Linked DNA regions of Homo sapiens: all the other regions are linked to region 1. A link is a loop called in an ENCODE intact Hi-C map of the cell type or tissue named here. Cell type or tissue: endothelial cell of umbilical vein. All regions are shown on one strand.

Region 1 (4,000 bases):
CTACTACATAATTGTCCCTGGATTCTTAAATATGTAAAAAGAAAGTTCACTGTAGAATTACTGATAATTTCTCTTTTAAAAAGTGTTACAATTATAAATGACATGTAGAACAAGGGTCCCTCCCCATTTCTAGTAGGAGACCTAGTTTAATGATTCTAATTTTGCAATGTTCGTTGTGACAACTGAGTTGGTTATAGGCTCACTGAGGAGAATTGTCATATTCATCTTTCTACTCTCAGCTGCTAGTTCTGGCATGTAACAATCATTAAGTGGTTACTAAATTTTTTATTTTCCATTGCACTGCCATGTCTTAGCCCCAGGTGCTCCTCATATTTGGAATATTATAATAGGTTACTAAATGCTTTTCTTGCACACCTGACTCTATGCCTGACCACGCCGTCACCAAATCCATTTTATATATATTGCGGGCCTGATGATGCCATCTAAATTAATGCATTACTACACAGCTCAAAATGTTTTCTACTGTCTTGAAGTTTAACATTTTACTACTTTTCCTTGTTGTCATAGCAATATTTCTTAATTTGCCTTATACTGATTTGTGAACTTGTTAAAAATATAAATGCTCAGACAAAATCAGAAACTTTGGGGTGGAGCTTGGCAATCTGTGGTTTAACAAGCCTTCCAGGTGATTCTATTGTACACCAAAGTTTGAATGCCACTGTACTAGCCTGTAACAATGACTTAGGGCAGTGTTCTCAAACTTGGCTGCACACCAGAATCACACAGGGAGCTTTAAAAGAAATATTGATGGGCCGGGTGTGGTGGCTCAAAGGCAGGCAGATCGCTTGAGCCCAGGAGTTTGAGACCAGCCTGAGCAACATGGCGAGACCTCAACTCTACAAAGTCAAACAATACAAAACAGGCATGGTGGCACGCCGGTAGTCCCAGCTACTCAGGAGGCTGAGGCTGCAGTGAGCTGTGATCGTGCCACTGCTCTCTAGCCTGGGTGACAGTCTGTCTCCCCCAAAATTACTGATGCCTGGAACTTACCCTCAGACATAATTGGCCTGAGGTGCAGAAAACATTTGACTAGGTGGACTTATAAGTAAAGGTGATAAAATTGAATGCTTGAAATAAATTCATGTTATTAAAGTATCATTGTTTACTGAAGTTCTGTATAAGATTTAATTTGAAGAAAGGGATCTGCTACTAATGGTCTGAAAAACCACAGTACTACAGACTCAAGTCTAAAGTCTTAATTTTGCAGTCAAGACCCAAGTTTACTGCCTTGCTTACTTAAACCACATACTAGCTCTACTCCCTAGTTCTAATACATATACCTACAAAGGGGAAAGAACATCAAACTGAGGTCCCAGATGCCATACATTCTGGTTCTAGCCCTTTGGGACCTTGGCAATCACTGACTCTTTGGGCTCCTGTTTCTTCATTACAAAGTGAGAGGCTTGAATCAGATGATCTCTAAAGCCCCTTCTGACTCAGTATTTTAGCATTTCCACATTCCAATTAGTTGGTTTCCCAACTTAGATTGCATTGTCTCCTCTTTGCTTCTCTAGGTTAACTCATCCTAAGGCATAGTTTGGGTTCTAATTGGCCTTAAGATTTCTTCGGCACAGCCTAAGCCTCTTTGACCTCTTAGGCATCTTTTTATGGCTGCCTGTTCTCCCCCTGGGTAATATGATCTCATACATTTCTTTGTATTCCTAAATGCCCAATATATAGGTACACAATGTTGACTTTTTTTCCTCTCAAGACCATGAATTCTTGCCTCTGCCCTTTGTATATTTCAACAATAGCTATGTTGAAAGCTCTTTTTGGCCTGATGAGCTATCATTACTGTGCCAAAGGTATCCAATTCATATCCTGTATATCCTAGAAATTCTCTTTTGATTGCTCAGCCCCTAGTTTCCAACTAATTATTTCTCCAAAAATAGCGCTCGGCCGGGCACAGTGGCTCACGCCTGTAATCCCAGCACTTTGGGAGGCCGAGACAGTGGATCATCTGAGGACAGGAGTTGAAGACCAGCCTCGCCAACATGGTGAAACCCCGTCTCTACTAAAAATACAAAAAAAATTAGCCAGGCATGTTGGCGTATGCCTGTAATCCCAGCTACTCAGGAGGCTGAGGCAGGAGAATCGCTTGAACCTGGGAGGAGGAGGTTGCAGTGAGCCAAGATCGCGCCAGTGCATTCCAGCCTGGGCGATAAAAGTGAGACTCTGTCTCAAAAAAAAAGTAAATAAATAAAATAAAATAAAATAAAATAAAATAAAATAAAATAAAAATAGCTCTCTTCTGGCCTCTGCTGGTGTGATAGCAGAAAACTGTTTCATTCTTTGCTTAAGTGCATGCCAAAGAATTCAAGTGTAAGGACACTTAAGTTTTCTTTTGTCTCTCTTCTCTTTTCTTTTCCTCTTCTGTGAGACAGGATCTTGCTCTGTCACCCAGACTGGAGTGCAGTGACACAACCTCGGCTCACTGCAGCCTCGACTTCCCAGGCTCAAGTGATCCTCCCGCCTTAGCTTCCTGAGTAGCTGGGACTACAGGCACACACCACCACACCTAGTTATTATTATTACTATTTTGAGATGGAGTTTTGCTCTTGTTGCCCACCCAGGCTGGAGTGCAATGGCATGATCTCAGCTCACTGCAACCTCCGCCTCCCAGATTCAAGTGATTCTCCTGCCTCAGCCTCCCGAGTAGCTGGGATGACAGGCATGTGCCACCACACCTGGCTAATTTTGTATTTTTAGTAGAGATGAGGTTTCTCCATGTTGGTCTGGCTGGTCTCGAACTCCCGACCTCAGGTGATTCGCCCGCCTTGGCCTCCCAAAGTGCTGGGATCATAGGTGTGAGCCACTGCGCCCGGCCTATTATTATTTTTTTATGAGACGAGGTCTTGCCATGTTGCCCAGGCTAGTCTTGAACTCCTGGGCTCAAGTGAACCTCCAGCCTCAGCTTCCCAAAGTGCTGGGATTACAGCCGTAAGCCACTGTGTCCAGTCAACACTTCGGCTTTCTAAGGACTATTCTAACAGTTCAACTCGGCAAAGAGAAAGACTGAGGTGTCACTTAAACTGCTAGATATGCTGAAAATACACAGTTGGATAGTAAAATTTGAGATACAGTTCAAATGCTTATTTCTGCAGTGGCATTTTTCAAAATTAAACTCATGGATGTTATGAGATGACAAAGATGACAAAGTAAGATTCTTAGGTGTTTCTTTAAAAGCTTGCTCTTTTAGAGAATATTTGTCAAATTTTGTCTAATTCTGACACTGTACTTAGTATCATGCCTGGTAAAGTGCTGAATAAATGTTTGTTAAATAAATGAACTAGTGTTATTTGGTTTATGTAACATTAGTCTTTTTATGTAACTGAATTACAAATGAAAGACCATCTTGGAGCTAGGCTCAGTGGCTCATATCTGTAATCGTAGCACTTTGGGAGGCCGGGGCAGGAGAATCACTTGAGCTCAGGAGTTCAAGACCAGCCTGGGCAACATAGTGAAAACTCATCTCTATAAAAAAAAAAAAACACAAAAAATTTAAAGAAAGACAATCTTGGGAGAAATCTTTGCCCTCTTTCAAAGTTATTTCTTTCAGAGCGTCTAATGCCCTACATACATTTAAAAATACATGCTAGTTGCAGTTTATTATTATTATTATATTATTATTTTTTTGAGATGGAGTCTCGCTCTGTCGCCCAGGCTGGACTGCAGTGGCGCTATCTCAGCTCACTGCAAGCTCCGCCTCCTGGGTTCACGCCATTCTCCTGTCTCAGCCTCCCGAGTCTCTGGGATTACAGGCGCCCGCTACCGCGCCCGGCCAATTTTTTGCACATTTAGTAGAGACGGGGTTTCACCGTCTCTCCTAAATCGAGCCAGGATGGTCTCGATTTCCTGACCTCGTGATCCGCCCGCCTTGGCCTCCCAAAGTGCTGGGATTACAGGCGTGAGCCACCGCGCCCGGCCTATTTTGTTATTTATTGAGACAGGGTCTCACTCTGTCATCCAGCCTGGAGTG
Region 2 (4,000 bases), 100 kb before region 1:
CTCTGCGCCCGGCCGAGTCTCGCCCCACGCGGGGAAGAGTGCGCCTCCGGGTCTGGACCGGGTTTCAGGAAGTTTGTGATCTCGTGTGGGGAGGCTCGGACGCCGCTTTCTACTGGGCTCCTGCAACTCCCAATTCCCGACCCACTGCACAAGCGCGGTGCTCCTCTGCGAATGCTGGGCTCGTGCAAACACGTGTAACCCCGCACTCCCTGGGGACGCCCCCTCTTTTGGGTGCCCTCGTGGTTTGGGATTCGGGCCCGGAGCACAGGATCCGGCAGGGCGCGGGAAAATGGGAGCAACCCGTGTCCCGTAGCCCAGAGACCGCGGGGAGGCTGGGAGCGCCGGGCGGGACGCAGGGTTGGGTGCGCGTCGCATCCCGGATACTCACCGGGACCTCTGCAGCTGCTCGAAGGCGCTGGTGCTGCCGCCCTGGCCTGGCTGCTCCAGGGAGCAGTAGTTCTGCGAAGTCGGCCTGGAGAAGGCGATGGGCAGGATTCCCTGAGTGAACGAGTTGAGGCGTCCCCGACTGCCGCTCCCACTCCCGGGGGTCCCGGAGCCCAAAAAGGCGGCCGCCGGCACCTGCACGCTGATAAAGGCATCGTCCTCCTCCAACTCCTCCTGCCCGGCGGCCCCGGACCCGTCGAGCAGCTGCAGTTGGGCACAGGCGGCGAGAGGCGCCGGCCGGGGCGGCTGCCACTGCTCCCCCGACGCCCGGCCGGCGCCCAGGGGACTCGCGAACCCCCGCGCCACCCCGGGGCCGGACACGGTCGCATGGCCGCCAGGAATCAAGGGCGGCAGCGACGAGGGCTGTGGGAGGCAGGGGCCGGACCCAGCGGCTAACCCCGCAGCCGGCGTGCCCGGCGCGGCGAGCGCGATGCAGCCGCCCCGCTCGGCAGCGGCGAGCAAGCTGAACCGAGTCCTCGCGCCGCAGGCGCCGCCGGCGCCCGGCTTGGCCGCGCCGCCCTCCTCGCCACCGCCCCACTCCGCGTCCTGCGGCGGCAGCCGGCCGTCCAGCGAGATGTTGGTGAGGAAGGAGAGGGCAGCCTGGCGGCGCCGCGGGTCCATGCGCGGCTTCCGGGGGGGTTCGGGCGGCGGCTGGGCCGGCGCGGCGGCCGCGGGCTGAGGCTGGGGCTGCGGCGGCGGCTGCTGCAATCCGCTGGCGCCCGCGGCGTCGGTGCCGGCGCTGCCGCTGCTGCAGGCGGCCGTGGTGGCGGCCGCCGCCGCCGCCGCCATTGTGTCCGTCTGCGGCGGGATTTCCGCGATGCCCGGAGAAGCGAGCGGCGCCCGAGCGCTAAGCGGCGGGCGCGAGCGGCGGCGACCCGGGCTGGGTAGGGCGCGGGGATCGGGCGGCGTGCGCGGCGGTCCAGCCCCCCCGCGGGCGGGCCATGCTCGCCCCTCGGTGCTGGGGATGGGGGCGCCGCCGCCCCGGCCCACGCGCACGCCTCGCTACCTAGCTCGGCTAGTTCGGCTCGCTGGCTGGCCGCCCGCCGGTCGCCTGGCCGCTGGCTCGCGGGCTCCGGGGCCGGGTGTCCGTATTTATAGGTGCGCGCGCCCCGCGCTCGCGCTCCAAAGCCCTCTTTGCAATAACACGGAATCACGTGTGGGGAATGCGACCTGGGAGGAAAACAAAGCCGCAGGCGGCGGCCGCAGAGGCAGACGGCGGGAGGCAAGGGGCCACGGGAGGAGGAAGAGGAGGACGCGAGAGCCGAGCGGGTGGTGGGGCGGGGGATCGGCCCGGCTGTCCGGGTTGTCGGAGCTGCCTGCTGGGAGAGTTGGCGACTCCCGGGGCCGCGGAAGCCAGGTGCGGGAGGCGAGCACGTTTCCCCCGCGCGCTCGCACTGGGAATTGGGTGAGCGAGCAGAACCCGGTGGGTTAGGTCCTGGGGCTGTGCTCCTGGGAGAGTTGTGGGTCTACAGGACGGTTATGTGGAGCGTTGCAGAGTTTTGGACTGCGAGCGAGTTACTTGGACCCCGCAAGGCCGTTGGTCCCCGAGAAGTAAATAGATCCTTTTCATAATAACACGGGTAAGTCCACAGCCCCTATGGAGACTGTCCCACCGTAAAGCTATCGCTAACAACCATTGCAGTTGGGTCTATTCATTCCCAGGCCAAGGATGCAGCCCCCGGGATAAATGCACGCCTTGGGATGCATAAGAGCCCAGAAGCACGAACATCTTACATGTGGCCAACGAACTCACGCATCCCCAATCCATGGTATTGTCACTTTTCATCTCTCTCTTAGCAAAGGACAACGCAAATTTTTTACTTTGGCTCTGAAATGTGCTCCATTTTCTGTGAAGACCCAGGTGGGCTAAAATGACCTTACACTCTTTTCCCCTGGTCACCTTGCAAATTTTTGTAGATTATGATCTCTTCTCCCTCATAAACTGGGACCAATGTGGACAGTTACCCTGTCGTTTATCTCATAAGCACGTTTGGCACCTACCATGTCTTCTATAAATACGGGTTCCTGACGGCCCTCCCAGAGCAGTAGCTCTGAATCTGGGAGGAGTCGCAGTCCCCACCCACAACGAATGCTTGTTTTGGTTGGGGGTGGGGGCGGGGGCGGGGACAGGGTGGAGGAGTTCACCTGGAGGGATCTGAAAACGTGTGCGGGTTTCCCCAGGCGGTATGGGCAACTTAACAAATGCAGTAAGGAACAATTGCCACACTGAATTAAGCTCTGTGACACCTAAGAAACCTGCTGCACTTTTGAGGGAGAAGCAATGTGTTTCAGATCAACGGATTAATTTAATTAAAGGTTTAAATTTAGCCCTGGAGCTAATGGGTAACTCTACATTGAAATTCCACTCCATTTCAAGTTCAGGAAAGTAAATTGAGTAATGGAGAGCAAATACACCGTCCAGAGAGGTGCCGCCAACCCGGAGTGCCAGACAGAGAGGGTTTCAGGTTACATTTGCTCAGGACAGAGATGGCACGTGGCCCTTTACATGAACAATCGTTGTTATATTTTATTTTGTGCTGTTTTTAGGCCTTTTGAAAACATGGAGCCTGGTGTCTGTTTACAGCAGCCTCATGTCAGTGGAGTCAAAGCTCAATGGCCAGCTCTGTGAAATTTCACCAGGATTTTAATTATTTTGGCTAACTACCTTGAAACTTCCAAGCCCTTTTATGACAATTGACTTAATTTACATGACCACTGGCCTGGTTGGGAGGCAGTGTTAAGTGAAAGACTCCAACGGTGCTCCTGTAAAATATATTTTCCATCATTCAAAAATGATAAATGTTAATTTCAGAACATAAGATAAGCAAAGAGGAGCAAAAAAAAAGGGGGTATCACTAACAATATCTTCTGTGGAAATAACGTAAAACTTAAATTTTGATTTCTGTTTTGTATTTTCATATATTTTATAGAGAGATATGTATATATATTCTTTTAGCCTGTCACCCAGGCTGGAGTGCACTGGTGTGATCATAGCTCACTGCAGACTCCTGAGCTCAAGCGATTCTCTCTGCCTCAGCCTCGCGAATAGCTGGGACTACCGGCACCCACCACACCTGGCTAATTTTTTTAAAAAAATTTGGCCTGGCACGGTGGCTAAAGCCTGTAATCCCAGCACTTTAGGAGGCCGAGGCAGGCAGATCACGAGGTCAGGAGTTCGAGACCAGCCTGGCCAACATGGTGAAACCCTGTCTCTACTAAAAATACAAAAATTAGCTGGGCATGGTGGTACGTGCCTGTAATCCCAGCTACTGGGGAGGCTGAGGCAGGAGGGCAGGAGAACGGCTTGAACCCAGGAGGCGGAGGTTGCAGTGAGCCGAGATCGTGCCACTGCACTCCAGCCTGGGTGACAGAGCAAGACACCATCTCAAAAAAAAAAAAAAAAAAGAAAAGAAAAAGAAAAAATTTTTTTGTAGAGATGAAGTCTCACTATGTTGCCCGGGCCGGTCTGGAACTTCCAGCCTCAAGCAGTCCTCCCATGGTGGCCTCCCAAAGCACTGGGATTACACGTATGAGCTGTCATACCTGGCCTTGGGTG
Region 3 (4,000 bases), 160 kb before region 1:
ACTGTACATTTAAAGGGGGTAGGGAAACATCGGAAAATTCAGTTCAAAAACAAGCCTGAATCATTTTTCTTCTGCAACAAGATTTTGGCCTGAATTACCTGGACAGCTGTCTTAAGTTTCAACTTGACCTGCTATGCCTGGGAGGTCACAGCTTTACACTGAATGAGAAATCAGAGACCCAACTAGTTGCTGTTTTTGTTTTGTTTTGTTTTTAAGATAAATTTTAAATAAACATTTGTTGAGCTAAAATGGCTTGGATTCAAGTTTTTTTAAAATTTTTATTTTGCTGGAGTATATAGCATTTGCCTGTACTATAGGACTGGCAAAATAGACCATAGGCCAAGGAGACCTTATTTGTGTGTAGTGTTTTCACCTGGCAAATTTTAAGTTACAAAACCACAATCACAACGACAGAAAAGCAAAATGCTCAACAAACAAGAGTCTCAGTTTATTCTAGATAAAAGGGGCTGTGACTTTTCGATTTTGGGTTTTGCTACCGAAAAACCTTTCTGACCTAGGCCACAGGAGCCAGCTCCTGCCATGGGACATGGGTGCCTGTGACCTGATTCTTGACTCTAAAGAAAGATTCTGGGCTGGGGCGTGGTGGCTCACGCCTGTAATCACAGCACTTTGGGAGGCCGAGGAGGGTGGATCAACTGAGGTCAGGAGTTCCAGACCAGCCTGGCCAATATGGTGAAACCCCGTCTCTACTAAAAATACAAAAATCAGCCTGGCGCGGTGGCAGGTGCCTGTAATCCCAGCTACTCAGGAGGCTGAGGCAGGAGAATCGCTTCAACCCGGGAGGCCGAGGTTGCAATGAGCCAAGATCGTGCCACTGTGCTCCAGCCTGGGTGACAGAGTGAGACACAGTCTGGAAAAAAAAAAAAAAGAAAGATTCTTTTAAAGGCTTGCAGAACCCTGTTTGAGGACATTTAGTAGATGCTTCCTGTGGCTTTCAGGAGGGGTTAGAGTGGGGTTGGGATTGACACTCCCCCACCCAACTCTAGGCCTCCAAACCCAGATTTTTTAATTTTTTAAAAAGAAAGACAAGGCCTTGCTCTGTCGCCCAGGCTGGAATGCAGTGGTGCCATCATAGCTCACTGCAGCCCCAAAATCCTCCCACCTCAGCCTCCCAAAGTGCTGGGATTATAGGTGTGAGCCACTGCGCCTGGGCCACTAAACCCAGATTTAATTGGCTAAGGTTCAAGGAGATAGGGCCTCACTCTGCCTTTTGCTCTCTGAGAGCAGACCCAGAACTCCAAACAGCCTCATTTCTTCCTCCAGAATGACTGCTCGAATCTGCAGGCCACTCAAAGTTCCCACCTGTCACACACACGCAAAGAAGGTTCTTGAAACATGGAGTCACTGGAAAGAGGAGAATCCCTGAAAGCATAAAGTGGTTTCTAGATAGGGCCAAGGGTTCAGAAGCATCCTTATACCACTTCCCTGGCTTCCTTTCCCAGGAGCAGAGCTTCCTGGGCCAGTCAATCTGAGGGCAGCAGGCCAAGAGCTAGACAGTGTGCGGGTTCAGGCGGCTCGCAGATCCTGCCACCTCAGCAGACTCTGGCTCCTTCCTCCCACCTCCCAGCTGCAGGAAGCTGGGACTGACGCCAGCACAGACGAAGGATGGCCTGAGTTGCTCTCTGCAGAAAGAGGGGCCCCAGATTCCTCAGCCTTCTTCTGGAAGTGGAAAGCCACAAAAGGGCCACAGGTGGCTGTCTGTACCAGCAAAGGAAGGAGCTGAGGCTGTGATCACTTTAACAGCTGCGGCCACCAGCATCCATCCACCCAGTCTGGAAAACCAGGGCAGGTGCCGATGGCAGCCACGTTTGCTGCAAACAAATAGAGGTTTTTCTTGACAACTAGTAGAGACGGCTTAACTCCTTATTTTTGGACACCAGGTAACCACTAGGCAGGTGCAAAACTTCTCAGTCCAAGTCCTCTCATGACGCATGCTCAGTTCTTGGAGTTACAGGTAGATACAGGAAATCCACTAACAAACCACGATGTGCTAGAGGAAAGTAGGACTTTTAACAGGGTAACTTAACAAGATGTTTTATTTCCATATCAGCACCCAATTCTAACTGCACATACACCTTACTAATCTAGCCCTTCATTAAGCAAGCTGTTTGTTGTGTTGCCTTTTTTTTTTTTTTTTTTTTTTTTTTTTTTTTTTTAAGCATTCAACCAAATCACCAGGGAATCTAAGAAATGCTTTAAGAGAATTGTGGCGTTGGCAACAATTGCCAAGGAACTGGAATACCGGGCGCTCAGGTTGGCAGGTTAAGCGAAGAATGAATTAATTTCACAGCCGCCTGCAACAGCGTGTAAACATCCATTTAAAAACATACATTTTAAGTGATGCAAAATTAAATTAGCATAGAATTAAATTAAAAACTAATTTAATGAAAGATTAGCTCTTTCTTGTTAGCACTGATTACAGGATATACTTAATTATGCAAAAGGTTTAATAGATTCCTTGGAGCCATTTGTTCTTCTGCTAAGCTTAAAAGCAAGTTGGGCTAATAGCCTTCCACCCCCACAGTTCCCAAAATACTTCAGCATCATTATTGGTGTTACCATTTCACAGACCAGAGAAGGCTTCAGCGATCAGCCAATTGGTCTTCCCATTTTATAGATGGGAAAACTGAGGCCCCAGAGACACTAAGTCAATTTACAATGCTACATACCCAGTTGGAGTCAGGCTAAGAACTCAGGTTCCCAGGCTCTCAAACTAATGTCTCTTCTTCTACATCATGCTAATATAACTCCTAGGAATAAGTGAATGTCTAAGTAAATATGAGAACAGTTATGCTTTTTAAGTTCTCTTTTTTTTAAGTTTTCTTTTTTAAGAAACTCCAGGCTAGAGTGCAGTGTTGAGCATAGCTCATTTAAGTCTTGAACTCCTGGGTTCAAGCGATCCTGTCGCCTCAGCCTCCTGAGTAGCTGGAACTACAGGTGCACATCCATGTGCCTGGTTAATTTTTTTTTTTTTTTTTTTTTGTAGAGATGGGGTCTCACTACATTGCCCAGGATGATCTCAAACTCCTAACCTCAAGCAACCCCTCTGCCTCAACCTCTCAAAGTGCTGGGGTTACAGGTGTGAGCCACCGTGCCCAGCCAATATGAGAACCTTATTTATTTATGTATTTTTGTGTTGACTGATTGATTGTAGACATGGGGGTCTCACTACATTGCCCAGGCTGGTCTTGAACTCCTAGACTAAGCAATCTTCCTGCCTCCACCTCCCCAAGTGCTAGGATGATAGGTGTGAGCCACTGCACCCGGCTGAGAACTTTTTTAAATCAAAAAAAGGTCCTTTAGTGGAATAAACACTTGATTTCTAAAACTCTTCTGATTTCTGACATTCTTAGAATTTTATAATAACAAGATTTGAGGTTCAGTGCAGTATTCTGTGAACGCTGGTACAAGTCACAGTTGAGGCCAACAAGCATTTTTACTGCATTCATTTGTGCTACCACAAGGCTGAGGACCAGTCTGGGTGGATTCCGTGAAGAGGGGTGACAGCGCACCAACCAGGAACGCAGAACCCACGTCCTCCTCCAGCCTCTCCTCGACACCTCGAGACTCAAGGACACTGCATCCCGAGGCTCAACAGCCCTGCCTGGGAATTCCTGAAGAGGGGAGAGCCCTCTGTAGCCGGTACCCCGAGTCACCCGGTTTCCTTCGGCTCACAGTGGCCACGTTGTTCCAAGGACCATGGCTTCTAGTAGCCTCTCGAAACTCCAGGGGCTTCTCAACGTTATTCATGGATTTTCCTGTGGCAGGAGTGAGGGAGCACCTCAGTCAGATCGCGATGTCACTCACTCTAACACCAAAGCCAGCCACTCAGTGCGCCTGCGAACACCTCTCCTGCATGCTCGCTGAGTATGTGGACCAAGGCCAGCTCCCTCATTTGACTTTCAGCGTAGCTTTCTGTATGACTCCTGCAGGGAAATGGCCTTCTCCCACTGAACTGCTCCTCACAGAGTAACACTTG
Region 4 (4,000 bases), 470 kb before region 1:
GGGACAGTCTGACTTCAAGTCTGTGCTCCCTGCGACCCCAATGCCCCGCTCTCCACTACATAACCCAGCTCAACACCACTGACACCAGCAGCTGAGAAAGGGCCTGGGGTCATACCTTGCACTCCTGTGTGTATTCCAGCTGGGAATTATCAGGGATAAAATTACAAAAATCCTGAAAGGAAAAACACACAGACACACACAAATTTGGATTAGGCAGCATACTGCCAACCTACGTTGGCATACTACAAGACAAGAAAAATAAATATTAACTTAAAAAGTGACCAGAAAATAACTGAAGACAACCAAAACACAGGAAAGATAAAAAGACCAATTCGGATCATCTGTCTCAACAGCAGCAGGCTTACGATTCAATTTTTTTTAAGTTAATACAAATATTCAGTTACAGTTTAGTAACTCCTTTCAAAAATTCATTCCTCAAGCAGCTGATGTCAGAGAAATGTGTTGCTGCACTAAGAGGCTTCCCCAAGACTTTAACACTTAAAACTGATGGAAGAAACTAACAGAGGATTCTGCCTGTTTCTAACAGCCTTCCCTCTACTCTACAAACGGCAATGGTGAACATTTACACGGGCTAAAGTGCCTGTAGGCTGCTTCAACTTGGAATATCTGCTCCTATCAGATCTAGCACTCAGAAATGAGAGATGAAAAGGCTAATTCACAAAGTAGCCAAAAATACCTCACATATTCTATGCTGCTATCAAGCAATACAAAAGACACATGAAGTTCCAAATTATTTTTTAACAATTTTTAAGGGAGACTGAGGCGAGAGAATCACTTGAGCCTGAGAGATCGAGGCTGCAGTGAGCCGAGATCACATCACTGCACTCCAGCCTGGGCAACAAAGGAAGACTGGCTCAAAAAAAAATTTTTAATTTAATTTAAAAATCAAACTAAGGTCATTTTTTTAACCCACTCAAATGTCTTTTTCGTTTTTGAAGGCTCTAATACAATGCAACATAACTATACCTTTCACAACAGTAAGATAATAAAAGTTTCCTTTAACACTGAAAATTTGCGATTCCTTCTCTTCCAAATGTATTTCTAATGCCCTTTAATGCTGTATTTTAAAGATAAGTCTTACCACAGTCTTTGAGGTCCTCTGAACAGCCAATATCTTATTTTCTAAGGAAAACTTAATGCACTTCACTTCTCCTTTGTCATCCATTCTTTAAGAAGAAAGATTGTGTTAGTAGTTAAATAACCGAATTCTAGCTACTACCATTTATTGAAAAGGCAAAAGACACAATCTATATTCAGGAGGCAGCAAATTCTAGTCTAAAATTAAAATTATGTTTCGGAAGCCATCAGTAGGACCTCTTTTCAAACTACCAAATCCAACTGGAAAGAACTTGCTGGGAAACTTACAGTATTATGGGTAACAAGTGATTGAAGAATTCAGATCACACACACATATCACCTGAGAATTGTTCCAACATAAATAACTATAGACCCGCTCAGGAGCCTTCTCCGTAACTGCTGTTTCTCTCTCACAGCAAAGCTTCTGGAAAGAACTATCTACTTGTGCATCTCACAGCACATTCATTATGCAACCCAGATGGCTCCACTACAGTGTCTCATGACCGCCTCAGACAGATGTTAAAAAGTGAACTCAGCTGGGCACAGCGGCCTACACCTGTAATCCCAGCACTGTGAGAGGATGAAGCAGGAGGATCACAGGAATTCGAGACCAGCCTCAGCAACACAGTGAGACCCCGTCTCTATTCCAATACATACATTTTTTAAATTAAAAATTCATTTAAAAAAAAAAAACTCAAGGGATGGATTACAGAAGGGCCCAAGGAAACTTTTCGGGGTCTGAACATGTTCATTGCCTTGATTGTGGTGATGGTTTCATGGGTGTATACATGTCAAAACTCACATATTGCATAATATTAAGTGTGTACAGTTTATTATGTGTCAACTATGCCTCAATAAAGCTGCTTTTAAAAATCTTTTTTTTTTTTTTTTTGAGACGGAGTCTTGCTCTGTTGCCCAGGCTACAGTGCAGTGGCATGATCTCGGCTCACTGCAACCTCTGCCTCTCGGGTTCACGTGATTCTCCTGCCTCAGCGTTCCGAGTAGCTGGGATTACAGGCACGTGCCACCACACCTGGCTAATTTTTGTATTTTTAGTAGAGACAGGGTTTCACCATGCTGGCCAGGCTGGTCTCGAACTCCTGATCTCAAGTGATCCACCCGCCTCGGCCTCCCAAAGTGCTGGGATTACAGGCATGAGCCACCGCGCCCAGTCTAAAAACTCTTTTTAAGTTAAATTCAGTACCTTCCCCCCACCCACAAACTTCTTAGAGCCCCCAATCTAGATTATCACGGGCTCACTCGTTTTCCACACCCAACCGACCCCCGGGTCTTACGAGAGACCCATCTTCCTAAGTATCCCTTGATTGCCTATGCAATGCCACTCTACACCACCAGAGCGCTGCTCTTCACCACACATGGCTCGCTGATTGCTACTCTCCATAGCATCCCTAACTCTGACAGGCTCCCAACTAAGCCAGCCTCCGTGCTGTGAACAGCATGATCTTGCCAAACACTGACATGATCATCCCACACCCCACCTGATAAGTTTCAATAAGAAGATAAAGCTCTAATTTCATAGGAGAATATGTAAGGTTCAAGCTGGCCCCTGCCAGTGGCCACACCACCACCATTTCCCCTTCCCTGTGGAGACACCCTATGTAACCTTCAGTTACACAGACCCAGAGTTCCCCAAAACACCATGCTCGAACCCCATCCATACTTTAAAACCTTGCTCAGGCCGGGTGCAGCGGCTCATGCCTGTAATCCTAGCACTGTGGGAGTCTGAGGCGGGCGGATCGTTTTGAGGTCAGGAGTTCGAAACCAGCCTGGCCAACACGGTGAAACCCCATCTCTACTAAAAATACAAAAAAAATTAGCCGGGCGTGGTGGTGGGCGCCTCTAATCCCAGCTACTTGGGAAGCTGAAGCAGGAGAATCACTTGAACCTGGGAGGCGGAGGTTGCAGTCAGCCAAGATCGCACCACTGCACTCCACCCTGGGGAACAGAGGGAGGCTCCCTCTCAAAAAAGGACAGTTTCTCATTAACACAGACCAACAGTAAAATTTTTTAAGTCACTACTGAATTGAGGGCCTACATTATACTTTCACCTTCTGTAAGCACCAGTGTTACAGTGGCCAGATAGCTTATCATCCAAATCGAGACACTTCTGAAAGTGAAAGGCCCTGCTGTTGATCATTAAACCTGTTCAACAGTGCGAACTGGGACTATGCAGTCACCTTAAGTATAGTGGAAGCCATGATTTTCTTGTATTATTACATGAGAAACAATGAATCTCCTCCACCTGCCACTCTGGAAAGACCTGGGCTAAAGAAATGAACGCCCTCCTCTGTGAACAAACCAGAAATGGGCACATCATCACGCTGACTTGTTAATTTCCAGTGCTAGGAAGTGGCTGCCCCACTTTTGAAGTATTTGGCTCCCAAATCAACTGCTCCAGATATTCCACTCTGACAAGAGGTGCTAGTAAGTGCCACGAAGACCCTCCCTACAGACAGGAATTCCATGTGCGCACACAGACTTCAGGCCTCTTAGGGCAGACCAAATGACAAAATTATAAAAAACCATTTGAATTAGAAAAACATCATTCTGTTTACATGACAAAATGATCTGAAAGTGTCTATACCATTACCTAAATGAGATGGGATTCCTATCATCTGGGCCTTTAACTACCACGCCAGTAGCTCCACCAGATCGAACAGCAAAAACCTGAGAGGGAAAAGCAGCAAGGTTAACAGCCTGAACTCTGAAAGGATCTAAACTCAGAAGCCAACCCGCAAGCGATTATTTCTGTTATACACCACCCTGGGTTCAACTAAAGTAACACGGCACATATCAAGGTACAGATGTTTGGCTGCTCAGGTGAATTTTAAAAACCAAGAGCAGAGAGCGAAAAGGATGCCACCGTGACACCGGGTCGGGT
Region 5 (4,000 bases), 350 kb before region 1:
AAAAGTTGACCTCCTTGTGACTTCATTCTCAGATTATGAAAATAAACTATCTGGAGCTGTAGAGTTCATTTTCACCATCCACAACAAGGCCTTTGTGTATTCATGCACACACACACACACTCATGCACACATACACACACACACACACAGTTTGACTGTAAGGCAATACGTGGCTCGAGGAATTAATCTAACTACCTTGCAGAATTATTTATTATAGTTTAATATTAGAATACTCCTGTTTGTTTATTCATTTGTTCAGGATTTATCAAGTACCTATGAAATGTCAAACATGTTGCTAGGCCTAAAGCTGCAGAGACGTAGGAGACGCATTTCTTAGCCTTAACGCAGAGTTGGATGGAGGGGCTGGCCTGTACACTCGGGCTGGCACAGGGTATGGGTGGGCCAGCGGGTGAGCTCCAGTAATTCGGCATGGGAGGAGCAAGGAAAGCTTCCCTGGTGGATAGATTTGAGCTGAGTCAGGCAGGATGGGAAGGGACTTTCCAGTTTGATAAGGAGAAAGGGCTCTCCTTGTCAGGCAGGCAGAGGGAGCATCAAGTGGTGGCTAAGGGTGCCAGCAGGGGTGACACCGCAGGACTGGCAGGCAGGTGATGGGCAGCTTCCCTCATTCCTCAGTGCCTCAAGTGCTCTCCTCTCTAACATAGAACCAATGACTGTTAATTACCCCATGATTAAAGGATTCAGTACATGCAGAGCCCTTAGAACAGCACCTGGCAGTGTGAGTAGCCCTCACAGTTCAGTTAGCTAACCCAGAGGAATGTCAGCTATTTATTGTTAATTTTGGCAGCATGACTTCTTTTTTTTGTTTTGTTTTTGAGACCGCCTCACCCTGTCGCCCAGGCTGGAGTGCGGTGGCGTGATCTCAGTTCACTGCAATCTCCGCCTCCCGGTTCTAAGCGATTCTCCTGCCTCAGCCTCCCGAGTAGCTGAGATTACAGGTGTGCGCCACCACACCTGGCTAATTTTTGATATTTTTAGTAGAGACGGGGTTTCGCCATGTTGTCCAGGCTGGTCTTGAACACCTGACCTCAAGTGATCTGCCCTCCTCGGCCTCCCCAAGTGCTGGGATTACAGGCATGAGCCACCACCCCTAGCCCTTTGGCAGCATGACTTTTGAGGAGTTATAATAACCCATTTAGAACCCTGAGACCTCAGTAGGACTTGTTGCTAGGTTATTTTGGACTGAGTATCCTGAAAAGGAAAATGACTGCCATGAACTCAGTCATATCCAGAGCCCTGGGAGATGGAGCTAAGTAATGAACATATTGCCTGTTTTTACTCTCTGTATCCCAGGATCTGTGTGCTCTTTTACTCCCCTCCATGGAAGGGGCCTTTTCTTTTGGCCTGAAACATTAGCCCTGGAAGTTACTGGGTGAACATGCTATTCACAGAAGTGGAAGAGCATCCCTTTAGTCCCTCCTCTCAATTTCTGCTCTTACACTAGGCTGTTGAGGTTTTGGTTACATTTAGCTCTATTTTGAGTAACTGCTGGGCATGGTGGTTCAAGCCAGTAATCCCAACACTTTGGGGGGCAAAGGCAGGCAGATCACTTGAGGCCATGAGTTCAAGACCAGCCTGGCCAACATGGTGAAACCCCATCTCTACTAAAAATACAAAAATTAGCTGGGCATGGTGGCACACACCTGTAATCCCAGCTACTTGGGAGGCTGAGACAGGAGAATCGCTTGAACCCAGGAGGCAGAGGTTGCAGTGAGCCAAGATCACGCCACCGCACTCCATCCTGGGCAACAGAGCAAGACTCTGGCTCAAAAAAAAAAAAAAAAGAATTTTTGAGTAACACATTTATCATACCGGGGGCAGTTACGCAGGTGTGAGCCAGATCACCTTTGCCCTCCTCCTTTCAGCTCTTGAGGGCTAACTTCCCAGCAGATGGCAGTACAGCACGGTTGGCCTCGCGTCCTGTGCTCTGCAGAGGCAGGGTTGGACAAAGATCAAGATTAGAGTCTAAAGTTGCAAAAATAGAATCTGTTCATTAAAACAGGGGAAACTTTATTATTTAGGCACACATGAAAACTTAAGGTAGCCTTTGTAGTAAGCCACATGTTTCTCTTGTCAGCGCTTCACGTCTAAACAATATGTTCATACTTCACACTGCCTGAACTAGCATCAAAAATTGTAGTTTGTTCCCAGCTAGCAGAATAATCCTTCTGAAATGTTTAGAATTAATCAAAAGTTTAATTGTACCTGTTCATTTCCTCTATCAAATATAGAAGAAAAATCTGTGTCACCCTCTGCTAACATGTTACTCTCTGCTAACATGTACAAATGAGTTCTCAGTACAAAAGTCTGATTTCATTAAACTGACTCATCAAAAGGAATTATAAGGGTGAGTCCAAATCAGAATGTCTTCATTACAGGTAATTTAAATGCCAAGTTTATATTCCTCCAGTCTGCCTTTTTTTCCCTTGTCTCTCGGGATGGAGTAAAATGTCCCTTCTCCTTTTTTCTGTTTTTTAATTTTCATATCACACCAGATAGTTTATAGGACTGCTCTGAGTCAGCTGGATTAGTGAATGGAATATTTAAAGAGACAGAACTAAAATAGAAGTTGAGGTTGGGTGCAGTGGCTCACGCCTGTAATCCCAGTGCTTTAGGAGGCTGAGGCAGGAGAATCGCTTGAGGCCAGGAATTCAATACCACTGAGCAACATAGTGAGATCCTGCTGCTACAAAAATGAAAAAAAAAAAAAGAAAGAAAGAAAGAGTAGCCATACATGGTGGCTCATGCCTGTAGTCCTAGCTACTCAGGAGGCTGAGGTGGGAGGATTGCTTGAGCCCAGGAGTTTGAGGCTGCAGTGACCATGTCATTGCACTCCAGCCAGGGCAACAGAGTGATACTAGATAGATAGATAAATGGATAGATAGAACAAGAGCTTAATTGCTTTTTAAAATACAGGTTACATCTATTTCTTTCTCTCTCCTCTTCTTAGCATGTAAGATTTTTGAAGACACAGCCCCAGCGTCATTTTATCTTTCACGAGTAAACATCATTCTAATGGTGAAAGTACTTTGCTGAAGTGACTCAACTCTGGAATTCTGAGTCATCCTTCATTTGGCCCAAGCAGAAAAAGCCTCAATAAATACTAAAGTGCAGCAAGCTGTTAAGCTCTTGATAAATCTACTCATAATTTATTTGCCTCTTGATCAAAATGTTTCCTTTTAAGAGGAATTTAAAAAGTTTTAAAAGTCTAATTGTATGTTTCTTTACTTTTATGCAGAAAACATCTCCTGCAAAGATCTGTAGGTAAGTTTACTGCCCTCCCCCCAAAAAGCCATAATATAAGATTTAACCTATTTTTAACTTGAATGATAAACTGTTCAAGATTCATACTCTAAGAGGTGGCAGAAGAATTTATTATAAACATTCATATATCCCTAATTTGTGTCTTAGTCTAAAATTTCTTGTGTTTTTCTTTTCTTTCTGAAATATTTTATTCCAAAAGAGAAAACACCAGAACCAACCTGTGCTAGATTTCAGTCATTGATGCCCAAAACTTTACTAACAGTTGTGTAATACTGATGGAGAATGAAAATGAAAAACATGGAAATGACTTAAAAATTTAAAAGTAATGTTTGTAGTTTATTTAGTCTTTAATATTTTCCGTGGTGGAAAAAGCACCAGCCTGGAAGTCCTGGGATCTGAACTGCAGTCCTGGGCCATAGCAGGGTGATTGTGGGCAGCTTTCCTCGTCCTCTTTGCCTCAGTTTCCTCAGCTACAGCGTAAACTGGGCCGTCCTGTCATGCAGACCCCGGTGCCTGCAGCATTTGAATTCTAACCTGGGTGCCTTGCATCTGACTGCTTCCCGCTTCCTCTGCAGGCCAAGCAGCTCAGTCCTGGAGACAGAAAACCAACAGAGGTGCTTTGATAGATGGATTTAGGATTTCTACTGCAGATATTTCTGGGCTTTCATCCAATCCCCCACCCTCCTTTTATTCCTTTATTACAGGTTGCACCTTGAAA
Region 6 (4,000 bases), 210 kb before region 1:
CTTGTTTACTGTTTACTCTCTGACATCCCCACTCACTCCAAGGTGGAGGAGAAGAGGGGTTGTGGCTGGTTAGTTCTCTACTGGGTAAGGAAGCTTGGCTCATAATAAGGCCTCAATCAATACTTGGTTCAACAGGCGAATTCTATACCTGTTCCCCAACACACAAAAATAAAGCAAACACCCCAGCGCCCCCACCCCCAACTGCCCCACTCTGTTTCCTACAAGTTCAATGCAAATGCATGAGAAACGGCCTGTAACCCATGTCGGCTTCTAGGAAAGAAGTCTCCAGGGAGCTGGGGGGTTGAGGCCCTTTGTAATACACAACACACTGTCAAGAACTTAGACGAGAATTCTGAAACGTGGATTTCCCACATTTTATCAAAGTGCCAACATCTGTGGCCAGAATAGGAAACATAGGTCTCCAGGAGCCGACCAGGAAAATGCAGTCCATGCGCAATTCCATTCTCTATAGCATGGACTATTCCCAGAAGCACTGACTGCAGAGCCAATGCAGTGAAATTAAAAATGATCCACTTGGGAACATCAAATGAGGAGGGCAGGACATACATGCTGACTTGGCAAGTCTTCTAGCACAGTCTAAGGAGGAAAAGTTGTATGTGTATACGTGCACACGCACATACACACATACTGCGGCCTGGAACCTCAAGGCTCACAATGAAATCATTTAAAGAAAAAAAAGATCAGATAAAAAAGATCAGATCTAGCACCAGCCCAACACTAGGCCTATAAAAGGAGAGGTCGGCATTATCACCAGGCACGTGTCTGTTAGGACAGCTCCCGCCAACATCGAAATAGTGTACCTTCCTATTCTCTTGGTTACCTAGAAATCTGCTACACTGTTGGCCCAAAGAATGATCTTCATGTCCAACCCCGAGGTCGGCAGTTGTGGGGCTGACTGCTGAGGAATGTGGAATTCAGAGACAGCTGGGCAACGTGAAAACAGCCTCGAGCCAGGAGCTCTAGCCTGGATCCCCCATTTCCTGTCTATCAACTAGGAAAGCCTCACTTGGACTCCCTGAGCCAGTTTCCTGGCCATGTTGCTTAATAAATAAAGTGAATTTTAATAAGTAAGGCAGTGAACCACATAAAGCATCCTTATTCTTACACCAGTTGCTCCCTCCTTGACATCAGGGCAATCATTCTGGTCATTTATTGAACACTTATTACGTGCTTGCCTCTGCCAAAGATGAATATGCCCTGGTTTTTTAAATAAACAGATCATAGAGTGGAAGAAAAGTAATTATACATGACTCTGATTTTGCTTTCTGTGTTAGAAGTTGGGGCATGAGTGAGGGAGAGTGAGGAGAAGCGGCAATTTCAAACTAAATGCCTTTGACTTGAATAAATTCTCCAATGACTAAATGCATTCTGACGCCGTGTGGCATACGAAAATGACCACTGAACTATGTGCCAAAGAACAAGAGGATAAGTGCTGAAAGTAACTGGCAAGGCCCCAAGTTCTGCCTGGTGTTTCTCTGACAAACAGCGGAGAACCCTCAGTTCTGAATGAAGATCTGGGTTTCCTTTGAGTACGGGGGATTGGTTTCCACTCTGGCTACTGCAGACACAAAAGCCGAGGGGAGAAAAAAGACCCCCTGGTTCACTCCTAAGGCTGGGGCTCCAGAGAACAGCTCAGGCTGGGAGCACAGGAGGGAGGGAACCAGAGGAGGAAGCGCTCGGCTGTGCCGGCCCCGCCAGGCCCGGCTCATGGGCCAGGACATGCAAAACGCAGGGAGGTGGTGGGGGCATTCTGGGTGGATGTCTCCCACCTGATGCTGTGCATGGCAGGCCTGGCCAATCGACTGTTCTGAAAGTGCAGCTCCCCCTCCTCCCACAGCAGGCGGGGCTCTGCTTGCCGCAAGAGTCAGGGCAAGTCGGCCCAGAGAAAGCGCCCAGGGCCCCGCCAGGCCCCTCTGGTGTCTGCAGAGGAGATGGCAGCCCTTGGTGGTGGGAAACAGTGGTCAGCCGAGAGCAGAAACCAAAATTACACACAGGGAAAAACAGGAAGAGTCCATGAAATAAAAACAGCAGAGAAAGGTTTTGCATGTAACACCCACAGTGTCCTACTTTCACTTTCCCAGGAGAGAATTCTGTCATCCCCAGCCTGGGGCCAAATGTTTGCTCAGCATGCACACGAAGGCCTGCAGCCACCAAGGAACTCCAAACGGAGCTGGACTTGAACTCAGCGCTACCAGGGATGGGCCTGGTCCTCTCCACGGGGGTTTGTGGAGGTATAAGCTCGGACATCCCCCTTCAGAGGAGAGGGTCCCCCAACCTGAGCTGGTGACTTTGTGGACACTGGCAGCCCAGCCTTGAAAGTGGTGTTTGCAGGCCAGGTGGCCAGCAGGATTCTGGACAGGAGGCAATACTGGTCCTTCCGTGGGCACCCACACCGGGGAGCTCCTCATGAAGGTCCCCCAGGCAGAGCAGTCTTTGAACAAGCCCCCAGCCGGCCACCAACCCAGGTGGGGCAACTGACGGTGCAGCAAACGGAGCCTCCATTCCACGCTACTCACCATGTAGGAAGGGAAGATCAGAACGCGTTTGTGTTTGCCACAAGGCCACTGGGGGTCATCCAAGAGATTTGGGTCATAGTCCATAAAGTCTCCCAGGTCACTACCTGAAGATCACATGCAAAATGCAAAATGATAATTAGCGGCTCCGGACCCTCCCCAGCAGAGACAGCCAGGAGAATGCCAAGTATAGCTGGAATGAAGAAAGGCTGGCTTTAGGGCACTTAGCTCAACGTCACGGCACTCACTGACTTTTATTAGACATCTCCGTGTGCCAGTGAAGTGGATTCTCCTCTTAAAAGGGTTCACCAAATTGTTAACATCCTGACATTTTTTTCCATTTTAGAAAATTATGTCTTAATCTCCCTGGGCCAGGAGAGCAAAAAACTTCACACAGCGTGCAAGATGCAGAAGACACTCTCAGAGTGTGGCCCCGAAGAGGTTCCTTTTTCAAACTTGCAGATCAAATTTGGAGACGCCTGTGCAGCACGATTTGGTGCGAATACTTCCAGGCATGCTATTGTGTCCGTATGAATACAAATCAGAGCGGCCACCAAGGCACAGCTGCGAACGATCAGAGGTGGCCGGAACACTAGGACAGGGATTCAGAACTCAGCACTTGGGCAGACCTAGGGAACTTCACATCCACCTGGAATTTCCCTGAGAGTAGACACGGCACTGCTTCCTAAAGTGTTTTCTCCACGTGCCAGTTCTTACAAAGGTTTGATCAGCAAAGCTGGAAGCATGCAAGTCTTCCTTCAGCCGCCAACTCAGCTCACCCACCAAGATAGGCACAAAGGAAACTCTCACACCTGAACCTGCACTTCAGAGCCCAGATTTTTTTTTTTAAAGTCCGAATTGAGCACCATGAAAATATAGGACAGAACCAGGTCATTGTTGGGGGGAGCTGAGTGGTCAGGGAAGCTGGGAGACACAGCCATCTCTACATGGTGTGCACGGCCTTGGCGTCTCTCCACGTGGAAGCTCAGGCTGTCAACGACTGGGTCATCTGATTAGAGAGAAATCACCTGCGGCTTCATTGCGGGCCTGCATGGCTTGAGATCAGGCTTTCCTAAAAGTCATGTCACCTGCGAGCCCCTGTCTTCCAGTCTGCATCACAGGGAGACTCAATCCCCATGTAAATGGAGGCACCTCCCTCCCACCACGAGCTACCAGACCCAGCCAGGCCAAGGTTACCTGTGTCGAGGCTCCCCTGGGTGCCGCTTGCCCGGCCTATGGAGAGGCTGCGGTGGCTCAGGTTACGGAACTGGGAGAAAGAGGAGGTGGAGTCTATGGTATTTCTCCGGGCTCCAAAGGCATTTGTGGGTAACAGAAATTGGGTATAGGAAACAGTCTAAAAGGTGAAGACAAAAACAGGCCAGTGATTATTCCCAGGCATTGCTAGCTCTGCATTCTGATCAAGCTACAGTTGTCACCCCACATTCAGGTCCACTTTCTCCTATTTG
Region 7 (4,000 bases), 380 kb before region 1:
TCTCTTTCTCTCTTTCCCCTTCCTGCCTGCCTGCCTGCCTGCCTGCCTTCCTTCCTTCCTTCCTTCCTTCCTTCCTTCCTTCCTCCTTTCCTTTTTCTTTTTCTTTTTTTTCTTTTCTTTCTTTTTGAGACAGAGTCTCACTCTGTTGCTCAGGCTGGAGTGCAGTGGCTTGATCTCAGCTCACTGCAACCTCTGCTGCCCTGTTCAAGCGATTCTCCTGCCTCAGCCTCTTGGGTAGCTGGGGTTACAGGCTCCTGCCACCATGCCCGGCTAATTTTTGTATTTTCAGTAGAGACGGGGTTTCGCCATCTTGGCCAGGCTGGTCTGGAACTCCTGACCTCATGATCCACCTGCCTCGGCCTCCCAAAGTGCTGGGATTACAGGCGTGAGCCACCGCGCCCAGCCCTCTTTTTTTTTTTTTTTAATTTTTTTTTTTGAGGCGGAGCCTCCCTCTGTCGCCCAGGCTGAAGTGCAGTGGGATGGTCTTGGCTCACTGCAAGCTCCGCCTCCCAGGTTCAAGCACTTCTCCCGCCTCAGTCTCCCAAGTAGCTGGGGCTACAGGCGTGCATCACCATGCCTGGCTAATTTTTTATTTTTATTTTTATTTTTTTATTTTTAGTAGAGACAGGGTTTCACCGTGTTGGCCAGGCTGGTCTCGAACTCCTGACCTCAGGTGATCTACCCACCTCAGCCTCCCAAAGTACTGGGATTACAGGTGTGAGCCACCATGCCTGGCCAACTCTATTTCTTAATACTAACATTGCCTCTGTTCTGTGCTTTTCCTGCAGTCCATCTCCTGAGGCTCACTCAGCGACACATCTAGCCTTGGTCCTCCCAGGAAGGGGTGAGGTAGATAAGGTGGTGCTGGAGGAGGCAACTGCCCTTACAGTGGAGGGTACAGGGTAACAGCCCCTAACACTGCGGCAGGGTCAAAACCTGACCACCTGGTGGGGAAGGAGAGCAGTGGCCTTTCAAACACTGTGGTGTTGGGAGCTGTAGACTGGTTTCTTTGAAGCTCTTATTGGGCTTTAGGGATTGTCAGAACCTTACTGAAGATGACAAGATTTCCATTTCAGCATAAACTAGATTACATGTTGAGAATCTTGGATCAGAAAAAAAATGAAACATGAAGTGGGAAGAAGTGATGATTCTGCATGATCAGAGAGCTGGGAAGAACCAGTGATGAAAGTGCCTTGAGAAATGGAGCTTGAGGCTGGGCACGGTGGCTCACGCCTGTAATCCCAACACTCTGGGAGTCTGAGGCAGGAAGATTGCTTGAGCCCAGAAGTTTGAGACCAACCTGGGCAACATAGTGAGACCCCATCTCTTTAAACAAAACAAAAAAAAAGAACTTTACGGAAACCCAGTGGTCACATGGTCCTTTGTGTATAGCCCAGGGCACTGTCTAGTGTGTGAAGCCTTGAGCATCTCAGCTAGTAAGGTCCAGAGGTTGGGACTCAGACTGCCTTATTCTAAATTGGGCCAACAGATGTGCCAGGAGTAAATATGTTAGCCTTGTGGGCTCTTCTATCTCTGTTGCAGCTACTCAGCTCTGCTGTTAGAGCATAGAAATAGCAACAGACAATACATAAACGGTTGGGTGTGACAGTGTGCCGATAAAATGCTATTTTCAGAAACAGGCAGCAGGTGGGGTTTGGTCTATGGGCCATAGTTCTTTGACTCCATCTCTAAATTATGCTCTGTGAGAAACTGTCATCACAGGACTCTTGGGTTCAAGAAATATTAGGGCTGGACTTCGTCAAGGGAATGTGATCCTCTCTGAGTCAGGAGGAAGAGTGAAGAATGAAAGAGAAAAGTCTAAGGAAAGTGAGAAGAAGGGAGAAAGGGGGCAGTAAGACTGACAAGCATAGTCACCAGTAGTGGACCAAAAAAAAAGAAAAAGAAAAAGAAATCTAGGGGTCTTCTATAATTAGTGATGTAATATGCAGAAATCCTTTCCAACTTTAAAGAAAATACTGACTTTACATTTGTAAGGTATTAGTATTTTAGGCAATTCCAGTAGTCAACATGAACCTTGGTTTCTTTTTGTTTGTTTGTTTTTTGAGACAGAGTCTTGCTCTGTTGTCCAGGCTAGAGTGCAGTGGCATGATCTTGGCTCTGCAACCTCCACCTCCTGGGTTCAAGGGATCCTCCTGCCTCAGCCTCCCAAGTAGCTGGGATTACAGGTGCATGCCACCATGCCTGGCTAATTTCGTATTTTTAGTAGAGACAGGATTTCACCATGTTGGCCAGGCTGACCTCGAACTCCTGACCTCAAGTGATCCTCCCGCCTCGGCCTCCCAAAATGTTAGGATTACAGGCGTAAGCCACCATGCCTGGCCTCTTGCTGTTTTATTTTCATGTTTGGAAACTATTTTTTGGTCCACTAGGTGTCAGTGTAACATAGAATTTTCAAAAATTCAGCTTCAGGAGCCTTTTCAGCACCCATGAAGAGCTAAACTGCAAATTGTTTTCAGGGAGTAGATGTTCTCTCAATAATGCATGCTCTATTTGAAAAACAAATAATTTAATTTAATTAGCCTTCATCTCAATAACGACAGTTTTGTAAACCGTGCCAACAGACTTTTGTTAGCTTCTTATAAAATGCTTTGTTCATCAGGGTTCTTAGGGATGACAGAGTGTGTATGGAAACAAAAAACAGGCCCATGATTCAAACAAGATGCAGTATTTGTGCTTATAAATAGTTAAGAAAGATCATCTATTACCACAGTTTTCAAATTAGACCCCTTGGCAAATAGTCCTTCAACATGGTAAGGTCTGCAGTCTTTGTGGCTAGGAGTTGCTGGGAGACCCTACAGCACACACCTTTCTTTCTTTCTTTCTTTCTTTCTTTCTTTCTTTCTTTCTTTCTTTCTTTCTTTCTTTCTTTCTTTCTATCTCTTTCTTTCTTTTTTCTTTCTTTCTTTATCCTTCTTTTTCTGTCTGTCTTTCTTTCTTCTTTCTCTCTCCATTCCCTTCTCTCTGCCTTCCCTTCTCTCTCCCTTCTCTTCTCTCCCTTCCCTTCTCTCCCTTCTCTTCCCTTTCCCTTCCCTTCTCTTCCCTTTCCCTTCCCTCCTCTTCCCTTTCCCCTCCCTTCTCTCTCCCTTCCCTTCTCTCTCCCTGCCCTTCCCTTCCCTTCCCCTTCCCTTCCCTCCCCTCCCCTCTCTTTCTTTCCTTCCTTCTCTTTCTCTCCTTCCTTCCTTCCCTCCTTCCCTCCTTCCCTCCTTCCTTCCTTCCTTCCTTCTTTCTTCTGTAGCTCAGTATCTCCCTAGAGGCCCGCACACCACAGAGACCTGAGATCCCACCAGGACCATCTCAGGATTTAATTCCATCTTGCCTCCTTTGTGGGCCAGCAGGACAATGAAAGAATAAACCAGCACAGGAGGCCCAGATGGCACCAGCTGAAGAATTAGAGGTGGGGAATTGTTGCATTAGTTGCATGTGCCTAGTTTGTTCCTAATGTTCAGGCCTCTGGCTATCCTAGAATCAGACAGCATTAGATCTGTAAAGGAGGGCAGGTCATTACAACCTCTCTGGAAGGTGATTTGGTACCCAGTTATGAACTTTTTTCTTTTTGTTTTTGAGATGGAGTCTCACTTGTGTCGCCCAGGCTGGAGTGCAGTGGTGCGATCTTGGCCCACTGTAGCCTCTGCCTCTCAGGTTCAAGCAATTATCGTGCCTCAGTCTCCCGAGTAGCTGGCACTACAGGCGCCCGCCATGATGCCCGGCTACTTTTTGTATTTTTAGGGGTTTCACCATGTTGTCTAGGCTCGTCTTGAACTCCTGACCTCAGGTGATCTGCCCGTCTCAGCCTCCCAAAGTGCTGGGATTACAGGCGTGAGCCACTACGCCCAGCCCCCAGCCCCCAGTTACGAACTTTAATGCACCTTTTTTTTTTTTTTGAGACAGAGTCTCGCTCTTTTGCCCAGGCTGGAGTGCAGTAGCGTGATCTCGGCTCACTGCAAGCTCTGCCTCCCGGGTTCATGCCATTCTCCTGCCT

The links. Hi-C counts contacts between places; a loop is a spot of excess contacts. Peaks named below come from ENCODE experiments on the same cell type or tissue, not always from the same donor. Only the 100,000 strongest peaks of a DNase experiment are listed, where the experiment ranks them.
Region 2: a loop joins it to region 1, with 10 times the contacts of the local background. A loop is called at or near these places in 25 of 110 quality-filtered maps.
Region 3: it touches region 1 in a loop (2.2-fold over the local background); 2 of 110 quality-filtered maps call a loop at or near these places.
Region 4: a loop joins it to region 1, with 4 times the contacts of the local background. A loop is called at or near these places in 6 of 110 quality-filtered maps.
Region 5: it touches region 1 in a loop (15-fold over the local background); 38 of 110 quality-filtered maps call a loop at or near these places.
Region 6: a loop joins it to region 1, with 2.5 times the contacts of the local background. A loop is called at or near these places in 4 of 110 quality-filtered maps.
Region 7: a loop joins it to region 1, with 12 times the contacts of the local background. A loop is called at or near these places in 46 of 110 quality-filtered maps.

The regions. Positions count from the first base shown.
Region 1 is chr18:23,029,968-23,033,967 of GRCh38, reverse strand. No RefSeq gene overlaps it. Among named protein-coding and RNA genes, the nearest start is that of RBBP8-AS1, 98 kb to the right of the region's middle. In endothelial cell of umbilical vein, a CTCF peak has its summit at 2,303 (motif pointing left); DNase peaks (open chromatin) are centred at 1,587 and 2,297; H3K27ac peaks cover 240 bases.
Region 2 is chr18:23,132,996-23,136,995 of GRCh38, reverse strand. CABLES1 (Cdk5 and Abl enzyme substrate 1) reads right to left here and starts at 1,511. Exons shown (of 10, transcript NM_001100619.3): 1 at 389-1,511. The coding sequence starts at 1,233. RefSeq lists silencers at 1-82, 183-252, 643-892, 993-1,202, 1,333-1,542 and 3 more and an enhancer at 2,163-2,312. In endothelial cell of umbilical vein, no CTCF peak of the experiment used is centred here; DNase peaks (open chromatin) are centred at 1,595, 2,400 and 2,888; H3K4me3 peaks cover 2,453 bases; H3K27ac peaks cover 2,227 bases.
Region 3 is chr18:23,190,084-23,194,083 of GRCh38, reverse strand. All of the region lies in intron 2 of CABLES1 (Cdk5 and Abl enzyme substrate 1), which reads right to left. Among named protein-coding and RNA genes, the nearest start is that of CABLES1, 57 kb to the right of the region's middle. In endothelial cell of umbilical vein, no CTCF peak of the experiment used is centred here; a DNase peak (open chromatin) is centred at 1,553; H3K27ac peaks cover 1,450 bases.
Region 4 is chr18:23,504,157-23,508,156 of GRCh38, reverse strand. It overlaps RMC1 (regulator of MON1-CCZ1), which reads right to left. Exons shown (of 20, transcript NM_013326.5): 2 at 3,710-3,786; 3 at 1,103-1,187; 4 at 116-172. It also overlaps a transcript of NPC1 not described here. Among named protein-coding and RNA genes, the nearest start is that of RMC1, 2.6 kb to the right of the region's middle. RefSeq lists enhancers at 2,186-2,689, 3,935-4,000. In endothelial cell of umbilical vein, a CTCF peak has its summit at 2,457; a DNase peak (open chromatin) is centred at 2,466; H3K4me3 peaks cover 486 bases.
Region 5 is chr18:23,376,928-23,380,927 of GRCh38, reverse strand. It overlaps SLC35D4 (solute carrier family 35 member D4), which reads left to right. Exons shown (of 15, transcript NM_032933.6): 6 at 3,257-3,282. Among named protein-coding and RNA genes, the nearest start is that of SLC35D4, 59 kb to the left of the region's middle. RefSeq lists enhancers at 2,645-2,774, 3,982-4,000. In endothelial cell of umbilical vein, a CTCF peak has its summit at 1,904 (motif pointing right); DNase peaks (open chromatin) are centred at 607, 717, 1,937 and 3,057; H3K27ac peaks cover 3,677 bases.
Region 6 is chr18:23,235,783-23,239,782 of GRCh38, reverse strand. CABLES1 (Cdk5 and Abl enzyme substrate 1) reads right to left here. Exons shown (of 10, transcript NM_001100619.3): 6 at 3,732-3,888; 7 at 2,538-2,641. It also overlaps a transcript of SLC35D4 not described here. Among named protein-coding and RNA genes, the nearest start is that of CABLES1, 100 kb to the right of the region's middle. RefSeq lists enhancers at 1,891-2,010, 2,021-2,210. In endothelial cell of umbilical vein, a CTCF peak has its summit at 1,942; DNase peaks (open chromatin) are centred at 992, 1,432 and 1,972; H3K27ac peaks cover 1,773 bases.
Region 7 is chr18:23,410,380-23,414,379 of GRCh38, reverse strand. All of the region lies in intron 3 of SLC35D4 (solute carrier family 35 member D4), which reads left to right. Among named protein-coding and RNA genes, the nearest start is that of SLC35D4, 26 kb to the left of the region's middle. In endothelial cell of umbilical vein, CTCF peaks have their summits at 2,166 and 2,377 (motif pointing right); a DNase peak (open chromatin) is centred at 2,419.